Linked DNA regions of Homo sapiens: region 2 is linked to region 1. A link is an interaction called in ENCODE POLR2A ChIA-PET data of the cell type or tissue named here. Cell type or tissue: GM12878. All regions are shown on one strand.

Region 1 (2,500 bases):
CTACCCAATTCCCTTCTCTCCACCCAGCCCTTCAGCCCCTCAGCAAGAAATGCTTGATTTGGCTGAGAGAAGGAGTACTATTTAAACTCAATTCTTGGACTGGCTCATTTTTAATGCCTCATTACCAAGCAGCACAACCATGGTTATACATAAACACTAAATATATGTGAGGTTAAATTAGTTACAAATGTTATTGAGTTATAGCACACAGCTCAGGTGGATTGTCACCACTTCCCACTGACGTAGCATGCTTGCCTCACGGGCGCTATTAAAATCAGAGCAAACGTTAATTTCCACTGGCTTTTTCCTCTTTTAGTTTCCACCTCTTGTTTCTTTAGGTTTCTGACCGTAACAATTAGTAGAACCATATTCAGGCTCATTGCTTTTTCCAGCAGAGGAGTGCTCAGGCAACGATAACAGTCTCCTCCTTCCTCCAGGTTAACGATTAGAATCCCATTCTTATGTATCAAAACTCAAAATGCAGTGAGTACATTTTAAAGGAAAGGAAGGAAGAAAAGAAAGAAAGGAAAAAGAGAAAAGAAAGAAAGAGAAAGTCATAATTTAGGTTGGCAAAGGTGACTTTGAAAATCACTGTATCAAAATACCCTAAGGACTTTTACCCAATCCACTTTTGGAAGTGTTGGCAAATTTGTTCTGTACAGAGCCAGACAGTAAACATTGTAGGCTGCTAGGCTTAGGCTTAGTTTCTGTCGCAACTACCCTACTCAACTTTGCCACTGTAGTGAGAAAGCAGTCATTGATAGTATTTAATGGAGGTGGTTGTTCTCCAAAAACACTTCATTTATGGAGAGCAAAATTTGAAGTTCATATGACTTTCATATCACAAGATATTATTTTTTATTTTTCCAATAAATTAAAAATGTAAAAACCATTCTCAGCTTTCAGACTATACAGAAACATGTGTTTCTCAGCTCCTCCTCTAAAATGTTACATGATGCATCACTTGGTAAAACTGGACTCAAAGTACTTGAGATAATATAGTTTGATATGCGACATGCACTTTTTAGGAAAGAACATGAAAAATCAAGTGTAGTTGGTATTTTAAAAGAATAAACACATATTACGATATATGTTGGACAAAAAATTTTGGCTATGGAGAATTCTAACGTTTAACAATAAAGACAGGGCTTAGTTTTAGGAAAACAGCTTAAAATTCGTACCATCCCAGTTATATTTAGCTAAATAATGAAATAGCTGTTTCTATTCACAAAGATAGAATTTATTTTGTTTTGTTTTTTTTTCTAATACAAGATAAACGATCTATTTATTTATTTATTTTTTGAGACAGGGTCTCAGTCTGTCACCCAGACTGGAGTGTAGTGGTGTGATCTCAGCTCACTGCAACCTCTGCCTCCTGGGTTCAAGTGATCCTCCCACCTCAGCCTCCTGAGCAGCTGGGACTAAAGGCATGCACCATCATGCCTGGCTAATTTGTGAATTTTAGTAGAGATGGGGTTTCACCATGTCGGCCAGGCTGGTCTCAAACTCCTAGATTAAGTCTGCCTCGGCCTCCCAAAGTGCTGGGATTACAGCATGAGTAATCTGTCCCAGATAAGTGATTTAAAAGCTAAAGTTATTTCATGCCGCAGAATTACATAAATGATGGTATGGCCCCATCTGATGTCTGTCCAGTGTCAGAATATAACTACAAAGAAAACTAGAATGATCAACATTGATTTCAAAGAAAATATCTGAATTAAATATTTCTGTAGGTAGATGAATAATCTCACATAAAATCTCCATATAAAAATCCCTAACATTTAGCCCTAAACATCTGACTAATACTAATGTGGTAGGGAAACAAATGTTTTAAACTCCTTAACATGTTAGTTTTCAGCTAATTGGTAATTAAGCTTGTAGAGTTAAACTTGACTCTTAACACATCATGTTGTCTACCCACTGTGTGAGAGTAATTTTCTTATGGCTCAGAATTTTAAATGCCCTAATTAAGTTAGAAAAGGCTTAAAACCATTATTAAATGCTATTTTTATTCCTGATAAATTCGTCTGGTAGTAAAATCAGCTTACTGGTATTAAAAGTGGTTATTTTGGTGGGGTGAGTGGCATTAATTATTTCACAGCAATCTGGGGGAATAGAAGTGAAGAGAATGAAAAACAGGAGCTGTTAAATAAACTAACGAGTGACAGTTCCCACAGTCCCCACTGACAGAGCAGTTACTGTGCAGAAGGGACTCACCCTCCAGACACGTGCGCTGCTCTGAGAGGTTTGGTGAGGGTGACGGTGAGTCTTCCCACTCATGTGAAAATGAGAGGCAATGCTGAATTGTATCTCTTATGAACATGAGGTCAAATGTAACGTAACAACAAAATATGAGCTTCAAAGCTTATGAAATGTCAAACTTTATTTATAGAAATACATCAGCTGTGGAGAAAAATCATTACCTCATTATTCAGAAGGTTGTGAAGAAACACCTTAGAATTTTTTTCCAGCTCATGACCAGGGACATAACAGACAGAAA
Region 2 (2,500 bases), 160 kb before region 1:
GGCTGGCTGCCTGACAGTGTCTTATTAGCAGCTGGCTGGGTCCTGTTCTACCCTCAGCCATATTCCTACCATCTCAACCACTCCTGCAGGGAAAGGGCTCAAGAGGGAAAAACAGCAGGAGAAACCCTGGTAGATGATTGATAGGGTAGTATCTCTCATCACAGCAAGAAACATTACCCCTGTCACATTTGATCCACCTCTTACAGACTCTCTTAATAAGCTGCTTGATGATCATTTTTAAAAATTCATATAGACCTATAACCAAGTCGCCAGTTCGGTCGCTTACCACTTGCAGAGTCCAATTAACAAGAGTGAGTTCTGGCTGGTATAAGGAGACTTTTTATTCCATAGCTTAGCTTAGGGGAAGAAGTACAGACTTCTGCCCTTAAAGATACCACCTCACTTTGGGGACAGAAAACAAAGGCTTTTAAAGGGGGACTTGGCATGAACAGCAAACAGGGAAGGAACGAGCAGTTAAAGGTCTGTGTCCGTGGCTTCATTGCCTTATCTTCCAGGTGGTTAAGCTGGCGCCAGCACAGGCAGAGCTAGGTTGTAAAGTGACTGTTGTCTGAGATACTCTCCAGTTGGGGGGAGAGTTTCATCTCAGGCATACTGGAGGTTGCAAAGTGACTGTTGTCTCAGAGAAATCTCTGGGTGGGAGAGATTTCCAGTCCTGGAGCTTCTAAGCAAGCACATAGTTAGGTAAGCTTGCCCTGTAGGGAGTGTCTGGTAAAGGGCAGGTAAAGATTGCGTTTAAAGAGCTAGGTAGGAAATGGAGAACAAGGCAAAGGGAGGAAAGAGAAAAGAAGAAAATAATAATTTAAAAAAAAACACAACTCATTCTCTTTCTCTTAGAAAAATGGGGGTAATAAGTTACAGACCTAATTTTACATGAATCTTATATTATCTAATATCATTGCACTTTAAAATACACCAAAAAGAACTAATAAACAGATAGCTTATATAGTTGTATATGACTAATTATGGTTACTTGTTTAAATATAATTTTAATTTTAAAATGAATGTATAGTTTTTGCTTTTCTGGCTACTTGGATGACCTTTGCATTACTTGACTTTAGTTTTCACCAAAGTAAGAGAGCAAAGAAGTGATGGGGAGAAAGATTTACTGGAACTCCACAGAATCCTGCTAGGAAATTCCCAAGTTGTTTGGTACACACAGCAACTTTTAAAGCAGCTTTACTTAAGCCTCGGAATTTTCAAACAGCTTTTGCTCTGACTTTGGTCTTTCAATCAGCACTGAAAGAGCATTTTCTCATTGCATGGGAGGGGGAAACACTTTAATTAAAATGGAAAGAAAAGCCTATACCAGCTGTGAATTTTCAGCTAACCACAAAACTAGATTTGTTTTTGTGTGTACGTTTCACTTTCAGCCAGAACTCGTTCACATAGCTGTTGACTTTTTTTTCCCTCATATAAATAGCATGACTGCGTTTTTAAAGTGGGATTAAGGGATGCTACCAAGAATTCCTGGCTCCACGGCCCACAGATGCATTTCACTTCAAATGCACAATACAACAATGGTTAATTAAAAGATGCTCCTAGATTGTAGGCAACTTTGATTCTAAGCAAAGATTCAAGGAAAACACGAAGATTAAGTTGACTTGATGCTCTTGATTTGTTTTTTAACATATTATGGCTTCTTAAGAAATTATTTTAATACCCTTATTTTTTCCATAGATGTGTTTCTCTTTCTCATTATTAAAGGAGAACAAAATTGGAAGGACTAAGGTGTTCATTAGTAAGGGATTGAATATAATATAGTATAATATAATTCAATCTTTATAAAGATTAAAATGTTAATATAAGTAGATATTAGTGATAGATTATTAGGTGATAAAAACAGATGGCAAAATGGTATATATTTGGCCTGAAAATACTGTTAACAGTGGTTGCCTAGGTAAAAGGAAGGTTATAGAGGGACTTTCCAAGGGACCTAATCTTCTATGCTTAGAAAATAGAAGACATGCCCTGAAAATCTGTGGATGGCTTCAGTGCATGTAACTAGCACTGGGGGGTCAACCTGTATACGTAGCAGGCAGAGCCAGTTGTAAGGGTGGTGAAGTGGTGTCTGAGAAACAGACAACCTCATGAGGCATCAAACAGATCTAGGGTTGAACCCAGGCCCTGTCCCTTAACTCAGCCTGCTTATGAATGTGTCCTCATATGTCGACACATATGTACTTGACATTTCCATCTATCTTGCCAGTTCCTTGCCAAAAAATATTTTTAAACCCTAGTATCAGGAATGGCCCAAAGTGGGTATTAAACACAAGTCATCTCATCTTTCCTTTTAACTCTTTAACTGTCTCTTCTCAGGGAAGAATCTGAGAGACTCTTCCAGCCCATGGCCGTAGAGCTGAGTAATAACTTGTCCAGAGTCTACAACTGGTTAGTTGAAAAGCTGGACTAGTACCACATTTCCCAGTACCCAACTGAATATTCCTCTATCAAATGATGCAAAACGATGCTGGAATTTGGG

The links. Peaks named below come from ENCODE experiments on the same cell type or tissue, not always from the same donor. Only the 100,000 strongest peaks of a DNase experiment are listed, where the experiment ranks them.
Region 2: POLR2A ChIA-PET joins it to region 1 with 6 read pairs; 2 of 35 experiments call an interaction of 5 or more read pairs at or near these places.

The regions. Positions count from the first base shown.
Region 1 is chr3:17,025,669-17,028,168 of GRCh38, reverse strand. All of the region lies in intron 3 of PLCL2 (phospholipase C like 2), which reads right to left. Among named protein-coding and RNA genes, the nearest start is that of PLCL2-AS1, 28 kb to the left of the region's middle. In GM12878, no CTCF peak of the experiment used is centred here; no DNase peak of the experiment used is centred here.
Region 2 is chr3:17,181,201-17,183,700 of GRCh38, reverse strand. All of the region lies in intron 20 of TBC1D5 (TBC1 domain family member 5), which reads left to right. Among named protein-coding and RNA genes, the nearest start is that of PLCL2-AS1, 130 kb to the right of the region's middle. RefSeq lists a silencer at 1,237-1,336. In GM12878, no CTCF peak of the experiment used is centred here; DNase peaks (open chromatin) are centred at 1,330 and 2,011; H3K27ac peaks cover 817 bases.